Regions from separate parts of the Homo sapiens genome. Here region 2 is linked to region 1. Evidence: chromatin loops called from intact Hi-C (ENCODE). Cell type or tissue: gastrocnemius medialis. All regions are shown on one strand.

The links. A loop is a pair of places that touch in the nucleus more often than their neighbours do. Peaks named below come from ENCODE experiments on the same cell type or tissue, not always from the same donor. Only the 100,000 strongest peaks of a DNase experiment are listed, where the experiment ranks them.
Region 2: a loop joins it to region 1, with 4 times the contacts of the local background. A loop is called at or near these places in 3 of 110 quality-filtered maps.

The regions. Positions count from the first base shown.
Region 1 is chr12:3,529,402-3,537,401 of GRCh38, reverse strand. The region is part of intron 1 of PRMT8 (protein arginine methyltransferase 8); the gene reads right to left. Among named protein-coding and RNA genes, the nearest start is that of THCAT155, 41 kb to the right of the region's middle. In gastrocnemius medialis, a CTCF peak has its summit at 3,148; DNase peaks (open chromatin) are centred at 3,101 and 6,651; H3K27ac peaks cover 2,267 bases.
Region 2 is chr12:3,694,644-3,702,643 of GRCh38, reverse strand. It overlaps CRACR2A (calcium release activated channel regulator 2A), which reads left to right. Exons shown (of 20, transcript NM_001144958.2): 4 at 5,609-5,872. The coding sequence starts at 5,645. Among named protein-coding and RNA genes, the nearest start is that of CRACR2A, 54 kb to the left of the region's middle. In gastrocnemius medialis, no CTCF peak of the experiment used is centred here; DNase peaks (open chromatin) are centred at 4,228 and 4,973; H3K27ac peaks cover 3,328 bases.

The sequences.
Region 1 (8,000 bases):
TCTTACAAGCCAATACAAAAATAGATGAACACCCACAATGTAATATTGGGGAAAGGATTGGATAATCTGTCCACATGAGGCAAGTACATGTGAAATACAAATGGCAGGTTGATGTGCAACAAAAATGTTTAACCTCATTAGAAATCAGGTAAATTCAAATTCAAATAGAAAACTTACAGCTTTTAAATACCAGATAAGCTCTTCTCCCACCAAAACAACCACAGCTCTGCATATGTAAGAGTTGCAGAGAGATAGGTCCTTTCACACATTTCTAGTGGGAATGAAAATAGGTCAAGACTTTTAGAAAGGCCGTTTGGTAAAATGTACTTGAAGTGTTAAAGAGCACAAATCCGTTAACCCAGCAATTGAAGTTCTGTGGACTTTACCATAAGAAGAGAATCATGGATCATCATAATGATGTAGCTGTTGAGAATTTCATGACAATGCTGTCCTTAGTGACAAAAGGTAGGAGTCAACTGAAATGTTCCACAAAGTGAGACATTAAACTGTGGTGTAGCCACACAATAGAACACTATGCGGCCATTAAAGGTATTATGGGAAGAGTGTTTGATTACACAAAAATATGATCATGACAGATTGTTCCACCACTTCCAGGCTGCCCTTCCTCCAAGGATGTGTGGCCCGAGCATTGCACTCCGGTGTCCAAGCAAGGGCTCCGAAACAAAGTCAACCTCCATCCAGCCTGGCTGGGGCCCTCCACACCTCAGCCACCAGGGAGGACCCTGCTCAGGAAGCTGTGCAGATCACCTCACCTCTAGGGCTGAAGAAGGCTGTGTGCATGAAGCTGACCCCAGTATTGACTCCATTTAAATATATTAAGGAGAGGAAAAAGTCCTAGCTGGCCTGGGCATTGTGCACGGTCAAGGTCACAGGGGCCTCCAGCACCCATAAGCTGTCATTCAACTCTGATTCCAAGGTTCTCTTTTCCATGGGGCTCCCTGAGACTCTCCCCAACAGCCAGCTTATGAAGTGTCTGCCGTGTGCCATGCAGGAGGCAAAAGGATGCATGGATTTGGGGGCATTCATTTCAATAGCCACAGGTCATGGGGACAAATAAATGACTGGCCCAGACCCTGGTCTGCAGCCTGGCACTCTGCCCATTGGCTGACAGGCATACCCTCTCCCTGAAGGCTGGGAGTGGGTGGGAAGCAGCCGTGGCCTGTGATCCCTGAACATTCAGCTACATGGGGTGATGCTTTTAAATTCTACAACTACCTGCTGAACTTCTACAACAGCAAGGCACTGTGCCAGCCCTGTGAAAGAAACAAGAGACATATGGGTATTCTATGGATCCTATGCAGGCAAATTGGAACACTTATAGGAATCCAGATGCATCTCCAAGAGATATACATGATTGTTCAGCCACAACTGAAGGCTCTTGAGACTTGAGGAGCACAGGGGATAGGTCTTGGGGGATGACAGTGGTCTCCTCTGTAAAGTCAGAAGGCTCAACTCCTCCCTAAGCCACACCAGGCAAGCAGAGTCTCTGAGTGAAGGTGACTTTCAAACTCCAATCTTGTATACATAGTCTGAGAAGTCAGCAAAAGGATTTGGAATCACACTCGGATGGGCAGCTGGACTCTCAACATCAGCGTCTTGGTCTGCTCATGGCTGCAGCTTTCTCACCTCCAATTTGCTCCCTGTGCCCAAGTCCCTCCCCACTGGACATTCCAGTGCCCCCAGTCCCTTCCAGGGTTCCTGTGCCCACATCACCCTGGAGGTCTGGCCCTGCCTGCTCTGCCCTGGAGTCGGTTCTGGTACCTGTTTCTGCACCATCGCCTCCAGCCTTGTCCTGTTGGGTTCTTGGGCCCCAGGGCAGAGAAAGCACCCTGCCTTGCTCTTTCCCCACCTCCGTCCAAAGGCCCAGGCCCAGGGCCCTGTTACTTGCTGGAGGTCTCCCGATGTTGTCTGCCTCCCTGATATGGTGAGAATCACCCTCCACTGTCAATACTTGTGATTTGCCTTCGACTCACCACGCCAGCGGCTGATCAGGACTCCCCCAACACAGTGTTCCGCCCCCAGACTGGCCTTACCCAGGGCAGCTTCAGCACAGTTTTTCTCCCTAATAAATAAAGTGCGATTGTCTTAGTCTACCCACTCTACTGGGGTGAACAGGCCTCGGGCCCACTAAATGCAGAGATGAAAGGTTATGGACGCAGCAGAGCTGGAGACAGGAGGAAGCTGGCTTCCTGAAGAAGGGGCATGTGAGCTTGTGAGCTCGTCCTTGAAGGGTGGGTCGGATTTCCACAAGCAGGGGTGGGGATTTGGGGGAGCATGTTTGACCTAACCCACATCCCTTGAAAATGCAGGTAGATGGCAGAGGATGATGATGGTGATGAGACCTAACATTGACTAAGGGCCCACTGCGCCCCAGGCGCTGCGCCAAGCACTTTATAGATAGACACCATCTCGTGAAATCCTCATAGTAACTGACATTTACAGATGAGGAAACTAAAGCTCACAAAGTCCAGTCATTTGCCAGGGCCCAGAGATAGCAAGCAGCACAGCCAAGATGTCAACCAGTATCTGTTTTATGCCAAAACCTGTGCTCTTGAAACTGATGCCATGGTTAGCTCAGTTCGGCCCAACCAAGCTTAACTGAGCTACTGCCAGGAGCCAGGCCCTGTGCTCAGAAAAGGGTAACACAGCTGGCCCAGGCAGGAAGCCCAGTGTTGAGGGCAGAAAGAGAGTCAACAGGCAATAACTAGACAGAGGAGAGCGCTTCAGTGGAGGTAGGCACAGGCAGGCACCTCTCCAAGGTGACAGAGTTTAAAGAGAGCAGACAATAGGTGTCAGGGTGCAGATGGAGAGACTGAGGCCCACAGAAGGAAAGGAATTTGTTTAGGCTCACCTAGGGGAATCTAGGTCCGGAGGTGGATCTGGAACTGGAACCTCCAAGAGAATAGGAAAGAGGTGGTAGAGGAGAGGAAAAAGAAGCTTTAAGGAAGGAGAGTGAAGGTGCTGGACATCTGAAGGGGGAAGGCAGCCTGCAGAGGGGAGAGGGAAGCCAGCACTCTCTGCACCAGGCAGCCAAAGTGAACCTAAGCCCTTTGGGCTATAAATGGCTCCTGCTGGCACCAGCCCAAGCTTTAAAATGATTTCCCTGAGAACAAGAGGCTCCACTAGAGGAGCCAAATCCTGCTCTGTTCTCCAAATGTCAAGAGAGCTTTTTCTAACCTGAGTCGTCTGTCCTCAGCAGCCGCCTGCCTGGCCTGGAGGGCCCACGGAGGGAAGAAAGAGGATCGCAGTGGGAGGGGACAGAGTAGGGGTGGCAGGAGGCTTCCAGCCTGGGCCTCACCCCACTCTTTTGCCCACCGCCTTCACCTTCTTCCCTCCTTGCCCACCTTCGTGCCAGCCCCTCTGCCCAGTGTCGCCCTTAGACACTCACCACACCTCTCTTCAACCTGTGTTTACTCACCAGGCTGTGATCTAAGCTGTGGCTCCCGTTCTGCATAATTACACAAAGGGTTAGCTCTTCCAGAACCATCTGCCTGCCTTTAGATAGGGACCAGAGGTTTGCAGAAAAAAAGAACATTCTTATGTGAAATGTCAGGCAGCAGCAAGACAAGCAAGGGCTCTGCTGGGCATTGGGACCTCTCCTATCACCTAAGAAAGCAAAAGTACAGCTTTATTGCCTGCCTTTGGCCAAGACAGCCCTACATGCACCCTCTCTCTACTCTCCTGCACCCCTGTCTTATCATCGGGGCTGGCAGATGAAGTCAGCCCCCTCAGAGGGGTGTACTGTGCTAGGGTAGGTAGCTCTAGCTTGCTGCTTCTTACCCTCGGGGCTGGAAGCCCAGAGTCTGGGGGCAAAGGGGAGGAGGGTCAGGGTTGTCCAGGCTTCCCTGGGCCACATTAGAAGAAGAAGAATGGTCTTGGGCCACCCATAAAATACACTAACGATTGCTGATGAGCTAAAAAATAAAAATCCAAACAAAATCTCATAGTATTTTAAGAAAGTCTGTGGATTTGTGTTGGGCCACATTCAAAGCCATCCTGGGCGGTGTGCAGGCTGCAGGTTGGACAAGCTTGATCTAGGTGTTGCCAGTCCTGCGAGACGGTGTTGTCTTCTGCATGTGGCCTCCCGGGCTCCCCAGCTTGCTCTGGTTTATTCTTCAGTCGTCTGCCTCATGCCCTTCACAAGACTTGGCTTCGTAGGCACAGACGCTCTCCAGATCTGCCTTTTCCAGGCCTGGATGTTGGGGGCAAGCCACTGATGCCTGTCACAGAGGGTCGGCTGTCCCCCATTTGGAACCCCCTGTTTTATAGAATCTCTGACTCTAACTCTGGGATCTTGGCAGAGCCCATCCCTACATAGGGTTTTCTTACCTTAGAGTCAAGCCTTCTCAAGGCTGTGTTTCCTGGAAACCCCTTCTCTTAGCTCCTGCTGCCCACTGCTCTCAGTCTCCACCCTCCCACTCTGGGAGGCCTCCCAGGACCCTCGGCTGAGCCAGGGCTTGCAGAGGGGTCTACGGCAGTGGTTCTTGAAGTGTGGTCTCCAGACCACCAGCATCACCTGGGGACTGGTAAGAAATGCAGATTCCCAGGCCTTGAAGGACAGAAACCAATGAATCAGAAATTTTGGGACGGGTCCCAGCAGGTGATTCTGATACACCATAAAGTTTGAAAACCACTGGTCTAGAGTAACATTTTCCCACATTGTATACTGTATAATTGGTACTCCTAGAAAAAGGTTCCATGGCAAGTAGGTTTGGGCAGATAAGCTAAAGAGAGAGCTCTTTTTTTTTTTTTTTTTTTTTTTTTTTTTTGAGACGGAGTCTTACTCTGTCGCCCAGGCTGGAGTGCAGTGGCGTGATCTCAGCTCACTGCAAGCTCTGCCTCCCGGGTTCATGCCAGTCTCCTGCCTTAGCCTCCCAAGTAGCTGGGACTACAGGCACCCGCCACCATGCCAGGCTAATTTTTTTGTATTTTTAGTAGAGACGGGGTTTCACCATGTTGGCCAGGCTGGTCTCGAACTCCTGACCTCAGGTGATCCACCTGCCTCGGCCTCCCAAAGCGCTGGGATTACATAAAGAGAATTCTTAATTGCAATACTTTTAAGCCTTTAAAATGCTAAAATAAATGATTTTATTATAGTATATGTATTAAATATATTATATAAATATTATATAATATAAATTTCTAAGAGGAATTAGGGCATCTACTACTATCACATTTATGGCTGTGACACACTTTTTCCTGAGATCTATAAACATCTCTAGAAATTAACGTTCTGAAAGAAACAACCTGGGCTCCGACTTCAAACAGTGTTTCTGTTTTATAATCCATGTCGGCCGTCGCTGGTGGATCTCCAGCCCACCGCAGACCAATGAAATCAGGGTGGGACTGAGACCCAACACTGGGCATGTTAACAGGCTCTCCAGCTGGTGCCTAGGAACCCTGTCCTGACAGTGCCGAGGACAGCTTCAGGCCTTCTCTCTTCCTCGCTGAAGCCCTGAGCTCTGCCATAGCTCTCAGATGGCAGCCTGGTGCTGCCATCTCAGAGCCAACCAAGATTCCCAGAGCCGGGCCAAGGACATCTGGAAGAGAGGCACCCAAGGCCACAGAGAGCACTTTAGCTCTGAGAGTAGAGGGGCTGGGATTGGGTGTGGGCGCCGCCACCTTCAGGCTTCGTGACCTTGGGCCGGTCACTGGTAGGGACTCGCTGTCCTGACCAGGGTCACTGAGACGCTTGACGCGAAGGCCGCCCTCAGCAGCTGCATGCTGTGCACAGGCGCCTCCTGCCAGCCCTGGCTGTCTCTTGGTGGTACAACAACAATGTCTGCTTCAAATCAAAATGGCATTGCACCCACACAGCACTCCCTCTGTCTCCTGGATCCGTAAGTGCTGAGAGGGAATCTATTGGATTTGTTGGGCCTGACCTATTTTTTAAATAAACTGGGGCTGTTTTCCACTATTAGTCACTTGTCTCCCAAGCCTCCACATATTAAATTCGCTTCTTATATCCTCAGATATTTTGGCTGCAAGAGATGTCAAGTTAATTGGATGCTTGGCTCTTCCTCATTAATGGGCTTAAAAGCAGACTTCCCTATGCATTCCCCTCCTCTTCCTCCCTCTTCCCTCCCCAAGGCAAGGGAGCCTCCTCCCCTCCTTTGACTTGAAGGGGGTTACGGAGCCCTGGCTTCCCTCTCCACTCTCTTTTATGGGCAGATGTGTAGAAACACACAGCCAGTGTCCTCTCTTACCCTCACCTTGCCTGGAGTTAGACTACACTTTTAGTTCCAGATTTGGGTCAAATCATCCCTGTGGGACCTATGCTATGTTCATGACTCTCTTTACCCCAGGCTGGAGTCCTCAGAGGAGTTTTCCCTGTACCCGCTTCGTAGGCACACAGCCAGAAACAGCACCGGTGGGTTCTGGACTTGCTTCTCTCCTTCCCTGTTCATGTCACTGTGCAAAGGCCATTGAGCCTTCCCTATCCTCGGTTTCCTCTTCTCCAAATGGCAATGATTTTCTGTCCCGCCTCTTTTGTGGGGCTATGGTGATGACTGGAAGACGCTGAGCGTGTAAATATTCAGAGGAAATTCGAGCGTGTGGTACAGGAGTACCAGGCTTCCCGCTCTCGCCGTATGACTCTGTGCCAGGGTGCTATCTTTAGATGCTCTCTGGGCCTTTCGTGGCACAGGACACAGTGGCTTTGGCTGCCCGTAGAGCCCTGTTCTGCTGGCTGCTTGGCCCTGGCCCCTCCCTTACACATTGTGCACTCTCAAGCCTTTGGTTCTGCCCTTCGTCCTCTGAGCTTTCTGGGCATTATGGGATTGATATCTTTAGGAAGGTAGCCATCATTGAAAATCAGTCATTTTCTCCAGCCGCTGATGCTTGGGTCTCTCCTGCTCCTATTTTGACCTCCTATGGCATCTGCTTATCTGAAACTATGGGCTATGTTCCTATTTATTTTGCTGGCAAATTGTCTCCTGAAGATTATCTCACAATTGTAGGTGTTACTTCTACAACAAGAAGTAAATTCTTTCAGACTAGTAACCAGATTTTATATGTCTGTGTTTCCCTCTTAATACTTAGTATAAAGCTAGATAAGAAAGATGTGATAATGGTACACTTACACTTCAACTGGGTGAATGTTGCCCTTCATAAATTTATTATTATAGTCGAGTGAAGGAGGCCCTTTCCCACCATGTGATCAGAGAGCATTCACTTCCCTTGAGAGGGCAGAGAGGTGGCAGAAGAAAAGCAAAATTGGGAATAATAATCATCAGAATCTCAATAATACTCAATACTCTTTGGAGGGTTCAGTGGTACTCAAAATGTCTTTACCAAGAAGTGTCTTATCTCCTGGGAGATAAGGAGATTTCTAGGAGAAGAACATATCTTGCAAACATAGAATGCATTTATTAAGCATCCATAATTCCACACACTACAAGTGGCTTCAAATACAGATCTAAGTGTATTTGTTAGACATTTTCCAACCATCTCTTTGCACCCGTGTAGTACAAGCCCTCTCTGCAGGTAATGATGCCATGGTTCAGAGACGCTGACTGACTGATTCAGCCCATAGAGCATAACTGGTGAGGATCCAGGAGCTGACTCCTCATAGATTCTCAGGCTCCATCATCTGGCCATTGAGCTGAAGGTGGAGAAAAATGAACTACAAAATCATGTTATAAGAGAGAAAGAAAATCACAAGTTGCTGGCCAAAATCATAGCCATACCAACTTAATCTAGATTCTCACCTGGTTTCCATAGACTCTTTCTAGACATCTTCCACCTAATTCTAGCAAACCCATCTACTCCAAATGATTATATTTCCACTCATATTTTTAGAAGAAGTGACTGACTTCTTTAACCAGAAATTCCAATGTACACACTCACTGAAAATACTGGCATTCTGGCTAGAGAGGGAATAACGTCAGCCACTGGGTAATATGCGGGTCTGCTCCAAAGGTGGCCTCATATTAGCCAATACAGATTCCAAGAAACTGGATTTTTTAAAGCACTCCCAA
Region 2 (8,000 bases), 170 kb before region 1:
GGTCTTCTTTGTATTCTCATTGATATTTTATAGCTTTCAGTGTATAAGTATTAGACATCCTTTGTCAGATATATTCATATCTCATATTTTTATACAATTGCAAATGATATTTTTATTTCAATTTTAATTTTTTTTTGTTAGTATAGATAAATACAATTGATTATCATATACTGAGTGTGTGTCCTGCAACCTTGTCAAATTCACTTATTTTATAAGTAGCTTTTTGTGAATTTCATCAGATTTTTTTTATATAAGCACTCCTGCTGTCTGGGAATAAAGACAATTTAACTTTTTCCTTTCCAATCTGAATGTATTTTATTTCTTTTTCTTGCTCCATTGAGCTAGCTAAAATCTCCAACACAATGTTGAATAGAAGTGGTAAGAACAGATATTCTTGTCTTTTTCTTGACCCCAGGAGCAAAACATTTGGTCTTTCACCCTTAAGTATGATGTTAGCTGTTGTTTTCGTAGATGCCCATTTTCGTGTTGGGCCAGTTCCTTCCTATTCCTAGTTCTCTTAGTTTTTATCAGGAGTAGCTTTTGTCAGATGCGTTTTCTGTATCTATTGAGATGATCAAAAGGTTTATCTTTTAAAATTTGTTAATATGGTAAATTACATTATTGATTTTCAAATGTTAAACCATTCTTGCATTTCTCAGATAAACCCTGGTTGGTCAGGATTATCATCTTTTTATATGGTGTTGAACTCAATCTGTTACAATTTCCTGAAGAATGATTACATCTGTGTTCATAAGGGATATTGGCCTATTTTTTTTCTGTAATATCTTCATTCAGTTTTGGTATCAGGGTAATGCTAGCCTCATATAATATGTTAGGAAGTATTTCCTAGTCTTCAATTTTCTGAAAGAGTCGGTATAGAATTGGTATTACTTATTCTTTAAATATTTGATAGAATTCATCAATTTAGCTATGCGGACCTGAAGTTTTCTTGTGGGAAGATTTTTTGTTTAACTATCAGGTCAATTTCTTTGGCAGATATAGAATTATTCATGTAATCTATCTCTCCTTGAGTGAGCTGTGGTATTTAGTGTTTTTCAAGGAATCAGTTCATCTAATCTAAATTGTCAAGTTTGTTGGCATAAAGTTATTCATAATATTCTCTTATTAGCCTTTTAATGTCTATAGTATCTGTAATGATATCACCTCACATTGCTACTATTGTAATTTGTGTCTTGTCTCTTTATTAATCTTCTCAAAGAACCAGCTTTTAGTTTTGTTGATTTTCTCCATTGCTTTTCTGCTTTCTATTTCATTTTTTCTTCTCCGATCCTTATTATTTTTTTCTCCTTACGTTGGGTTTAATTTGTATTTATTTTTCTTGTTTCTCAAGGTAAAATCTGAGGTCATTGATTTGAGCCCTTTCTTCTTTCCAAGTATATATGATTAGCGCTATAAATTTTTTCCTTAGTACTGCTTTAGCAGTATCCCACAACATTTGATATATTGTGCTTTTTTTTTTCCATTTAGTTCAATATATTTTTTCATTTCCCCTTTCCTTTTTTTCTTTGGCCCATGAGTTGTTTAGAAGTGTGTTACTGTCTTTCCAAATACTTGGACATTTTCCAGAGGTCTCTCTGTTATTGGTTTCTAATGTAATTCCATTGTGGTCAGAGTACATACTTTGTACAAACTGAATTCTTTTAAATTTATTAAGACTCATTTTATGACCCAGAATATGGATTATCTTGGTCAGTATTCCATGTGTATTTGAAAAGTATATTTAGCTGTCATTGGGTGGAGTGTTCTATAAATGTCAATTAAGTCAAGATGGTTGATAGTATTCAAATCATCTGTATCCTTACGGATTTCTGTCTACTTGTTTTATAAATTATTGAGAGAGAAAGTTATTGAAATCTTTGGATATCATTGTGACTTTGCTATTTTTCCTTGGAGTTCAATCAGTTTGTGCTTTGTGTATTTTGAAGCTCTGCTATTAGACACATAAGTGTTTAGCATTATTATAGCATATTGATGGATTGACCTTTTATCAATACGAAATGACTTTTTAATTCCCGCTAATATCCTTCCTTCTGTAATCCATTTTGCCTGATATTAATATGCAGTATTCTCTTAACTAATGTTAATGTGTTATATCTTTTTCCAGCCTTTTACTTTTAACAGTTTGTGTCTTTATGTGTAAAGCACATTTCTTGTAGGCAGGATATAGTTGGGTTTCCTCAACATAGGTAGTCTACCAAGCTGTGCCTGTGTTTCCCCTCCCCGTGCCATGACCTAAAAACTCTTTAGATAATAAGACAGGGCACACTTGGGGTTCATTTTGTTTCTTTCCTATGTCTCAGGAACAGAGCTTGAACTAGAGTAAGATAAGTGAAGCCCCTATGACAAAAAAAATTTAAGGCAGAAATCACTGTCAGATGCACAATTTTGCAAGTGAAAGCCTCCTTAGATTTTTGTACCCTAAGCAGCTGACTCTTAGGAAGATACTAATTCTCAGGGTTGTGTAAGTGCAGGGTTAGCTCCTGAGAGTAGATGTCTTTTTAAATCCTGTTCGGTAGGGGCTTCACTCAGCTCAATATAGTCCTGCCCCTGCTTAAGGATCACCATCCTTCATTCCTGGTGTCTAGTGTCTTGAAAACCATTTTTAAAGTTATATTCTCTCTGGAATTTTGGTTATTTCAATTGGGAGGGTAAATCCAGCCTCTGATACTACATCTTTTCTGGAAACAGAAGTCTAGACTTACTCATTATAAGATAAAAATTCCACATATAGAGCTACCTGCCTGAAATAAAAATGCTTGCAGGCCCTCCTCTGAAGACTTCAGCAAAAGATTGATCTTCCTTCATGCAATGATCAGTGAGTACTACTATGTACCATATTCTAGGCTAGAAACTGGCGGTAAAATCGAATAAGACATGGTGCCTGTCTACTGGTTGCTCATAGCTGACTTCTCTAGAACTACTAGTTGATTCTTTCATGTCATGCATCACCTGTTGTTACCAGGTGGGCAGAGGTAGAGGGAAAGTGGTCTAGGGAAGTTAGAAAGCCAGCAAACATCAGATCTGGAACTAAGAAATCCTCTCTACTATTTCTCAGGCCCAGAGTGACTTGAGGGCTCACTTAAGGTCACACAGCTATTTAATAGTAGTTGATTACTACAGAGTCTATATAGGACTCAATCTAAAACATCTTCCCCAACTATCAGTCACCATTATTGAAATCCCACCATTAGGGACTCTCAGAGACTCATTCATTAAGGGCAGGGACCATGTCCTATTCACTATTTCACCTAACACTATTTCACAGTGTTAGCTCAGAGCTTGCTGCATGGTAATCAGTAGATGGAAATAAATGAATGGATGAATGAATGAATGAATTAAAGACGTTCCCGTTAAAATGATGAATATGCCTCTGGGAGGTGATTTAGATCAGTTGGGGATGAGTACACTGTTAAGAGCAAGCCCACAACTGGGTCTCAGGAAGGCAATGTGTATAGCAGAAGAGGTCTCTGACTGTGCTAGACCCTGATACAAATTAACCTCTCCAAAATTCAGTTTCCTCATCTGTATAATGGGAATCCTAATTATACTTACCATATGGGAGGATGTCAGGTTCAATAAGATGAAGTATGCTAGGGGCCTGGCAAGAGAAAGCACTCAAGGAATGACAGATATTATTAACCTCATCTCCTGGGAGCAGCAGGTGGGAGTAGGGTGGGGCCTCTTGGGTGCAGAGACCTTGCAGACAGAGTCCCGGCAAGGTACCAGGAAGACAACAGCCTGTTCTGCTCATGTGGTATATTTACAGAAGCTCACGTTACCACCATCATTATCCAAAAGCCCTTCCAAAGCCAGCACTTCATGCAGGCGGGCTGAACAATGCACATAAAAGCCATGGAGACACAGCCCTGCCCCCTCAGGCTTCCATCCAAGGCAGCTCCCTCTGGGGAAGACAGAATGAAAATGTTAAATCTGCTTAGGATTAGGTGATGGTCAGTTCACACACAGAGATGACGAGAAAGAACATTTCCTGAGGATGGGGCTGGTCAGATGGGTCAGTGTGGGAATTACATGTTCAGCCACACGGAGCAAAGGGTGTAGCCTGATCTGCAATGTCAAGGCCTTATTACATGAAGTTCATTCCTGAGGCCAGGAGCTCTTCCAGCTCTGGCCCACAGCTCTTGACAAATCTGGTTAAGTGGAAGATCATCACTGAAATCAACAGATTTTACATTGCTCTGGACATGGTATAGCTGAGCCTGAGGCCCAGGGCCTGGTAATCAGAGAAACCTGCCTGGTGATTCACTTCTTTTCCTCCTTTCTTACTCACATGGACACAGGAAATATGATCCAGAGCATCACATTCTCCAGCTCGCCACAAAATGCATGACAGTGCATATCTCTATTTTTAAACCCAAATGTCATCGTGTATTTAAAATGTGGACCTATTCTACTTCCAAAAAGTCTTCAGATGGAAAAAAAAATCCAAGGATGTTATTATTTCCTTTTATCCCATGAACTTAGTTTTGTATTAATAACATTTATAATTCATAACATTTTATGATGTGGCGATTTCACAGACTTACAGATGCTCAGAACTAGAAGGGACCTTAAAGACAAACAGGTCCAGTGTTCTCCTCATACAGATAAGGAAACTGAGGCCCAGACAGGTACCGACTTGTTCAAGGTCATATAAGCAGCAGTGGAGTCCAGAAGCCAGGTTTCCGTATGCCCTCTTCCACATCACATTGCAAGACACCCTCTGAAAACACTCCTTCAGGGTCTTTAAAAGTCTGATTGAAGTGTATGATTTGTGATTCGGTTTGGGCTGAAAACAGCCTTGGGTGTCACCAAACCAGGCCTGGCAAGTCCTCTACAACATGAAGCTCCTTGAGAATGGGGCACATTTTCTCCTACGTAAATAAACTGCAGAGCTCACAGCTGTGGCCGAGGTCTATGACATTGGGCAAGAGCTCACCAAGAACTTGTTGACTGTGAATGATGTAGGAGCAAGTGCATCCACCTGAGGAGAGCTTTCCACCCTCAGCAATGCTGAGGAGTCAGGACAGGGTGGGACTGAGATCATACAAGTTGTACAGGCTTGGATTTCAATCTCAGCTTTTGTAGTAATTTGCTGTGTGATATTGGGCAAGTCACGCAACCTCTCTGAGCCTCAGTTTTCACACTGCTAAAATGAAGATGATAATGGCTATGTCAGAGAGATGTGAGAATTACATGAAAAAAATGTATATAGAGGCCATGGCATGGTGTCTAAGTAAACGCTCTATAAATGGCAGCTGGTCTATCAGGATCTGTTTTGTTGTTGTTTGGTTGTTTAAATGGGAAGAAATTATTTTTGGGCTTCCCCTATTCCATCTCCTTTCAATCTGGAGATGTCTGTCTTCTTTCCGCACTCTTCCCTCCTCCCTTTGATGGGCTTGCTGATCTATTAGTGATCATGGAATATTTTCCCCTTGTCCTGAGCTTTTGCTAATTAAGAGGTAGTTGCTAAGAGATTCCTGGACACACTGGTGTATGGCTCTGTGCTTCCTTCTCATCCCCTCTTGTTCTTTTTCAGCCTCACTCCAACCCACCACACCCACTTCTCTCTCCCATTTTCTATGTTCAGGTTCTGAAAAAGACTTCAAGAAACTGACTAATCGCGATGGCTGCCCCTGACGGGAGGGTAGTCTCCAGACCCCAGAGACTTGGTCAGGGGTCTGGCCAGGGGCCAAAGGGGAGTGGAGCCTGCCTGCATCCCCTGGACAGCCTGGAGCAGAAGGAGACTCAGGAGCAAACGTCGGGCCAGCTAGTCATGCTGAGGAAGGCACAGGAGTTCTTTCAGACCTGTGATGCTGAAGGCAAGGGCTTCATCGCCAGGAAGGATATGCAGGTAAGTGGGGTCCCAGGTAGGCCTGCCCACTGAGAATGCCAGATGTCTTCCTGTCTTGGGTTAGAGCTTGCCCCGTGGGAGGTGACATCCTTAACAGAAAAGATGCCACCAGTTCTGTCTTGGAAGGAAGGATCTGCCCAAACTCTACTAGGAGCCGGACCTCCTGAGTTCATTCTATTTCTGGCCTTTACTTGCTGTCAGATTCCAGGGCTATTTCCTCTCTGCCTCAGTAGCTCTCCAGGATTGTGGGAAATGATAACAGTAACGTAAGGGACTTAAGTAAGACACGAGAAGAACCTTCTGAAACTAAAAGTAGAAAGGCATCAACTTGAGTTATAACAAAGTCGTTCCTGCTGTCTGTACCTTAGGAATAGGTACAGCCTCTCCCACAACATGAGAGGAAGGCATTTCTGAGGTCATTTTACCCATGTCTCGCCTTCAAACCCAAATACACTGCAATCTCCTGAAGAGATTCTCCAGAGAGATGGTATGCAGAGCATCAGTGCACACCATTGCCTAGTGCAGGGCCCGGCAGCCTTTTCATAAAGGTCCAGAGAATAAATATTTTCCACTTTGTGGACCTTACAGTCTCTATCACAACTACTCATCTCTGCTGTTGCAGCACAAAAGCATCCATAGGCAATATGTGAACAAATGAGGGTGCCGTGTTCCAATAAAACTTTATTTATGGACAAGGAAGTTTGAATTTTATATAATTTCCATGTGTCACCAAGTACTGTTATTCTTTTGATATTTCTTTTTGACCATTTAAAAATGTAAAAACCAGGCTTAACTCACTAGCCACACCAAAATAGGGGATTGCTGGTTTAGCCCAGGGGCAGAGTTTGCCCACTCCTGGTTTGATGCCTTTCTTTCTTTAGTTTCAAAAACTTCTCAGTGTCTGACTGAAGTCTCTTATGCTGCAGTCAAGATTTCACTTGAACATGGGTGAATAAAATACAGACTTCACTAGAGTACTTTGAAAGCAGCTCTTTTCCCCTGAGTCTTTGTGTCACTCACTCCATCAGAGTAGTTTTTGAAGGGACGCATCCCTGTGCTGTTGGAGGAAGCACAATGGCTAGGCTCTCTTTCTTTAAGTCTAGTTTTTCAGAATATACCAAAGTTGGGCAATGAAATGGGGACCCTCATTAGGCTCAGCCCCATCTCTGCTCATGCATGTGAGCTCCGAGGTGTGGAGGCTGTGAAAGGAGCTGTGTGACCCAAGGTGAAGTGTGGCAGTTCTTTCCCTGGCCCCATGTGGTGGTGTTCTTATGCTTCTCCTGGAGCTATTCCACTCTCTAACTGTTGCACAAATTGAGGGAAAAGACCTGGGGAACACCAGCTCAGCCCACAATTGAGCCCAACCTACCCTTCTTTGCAGTGATGACTCCCCCAGTAAGTTTCTGTCACCAAAACCCAGTCCTCAAAGGCTCACTCCATGTGGAAGGCCAGATTCAGTGTGTTTTGAGGAAACCTTTGACAAACCCCTGTCTGTGAACTTCATAATTGGCATTCACAGGTCTGCAGTAGCGGTGGTTGGTGTTAGTAGTTTCAAAATCAGGCTTAACTTTTGATTATTCCCTCTAGACAGAAAGAAAAGGAAATTCATGTTTATGGAGGTCAACTCTGGGCCACAAGTACTGTGCAACTCAGCACTCTTGCTGTATATAACCTAATTAACTCTCATTGAGCTCCACTCTTTAATGAAGGGATGAGGAGGCATGGAGAATTGAAACTAGGTATAAAGTTTTAAAGAAATCGCTTGTATTTGACTTGAAATATAGTCAGAAACATTAAGTCCCAGAAATACTGACTCAACCTTCCTCCCCAGTCCTCACTCCTGATCCAGGCAGGAGAACACCTGAATCAACAAGCCACCAAGCCGATAACTTGGCATCCACAGCATTTATTTCTGCTGTCTACTTAATTTTCTGAAGTTTTTCTGAACCTGTGGTCAGTGAAGCACTTGAAATGCTTAGTTCTTCAGGCTGGCAAGTGCTGTCAAGAGAGGGAACTGAGCGTGTCATTTAAGCACCATCTCTGGCTGCTTCGGCTGGCCACCTCTGAAGGAAGATGGGCTGGGGGAGATGCATGAAGAAGAAGAACAACAGGCTTCTCATGGTCAGCT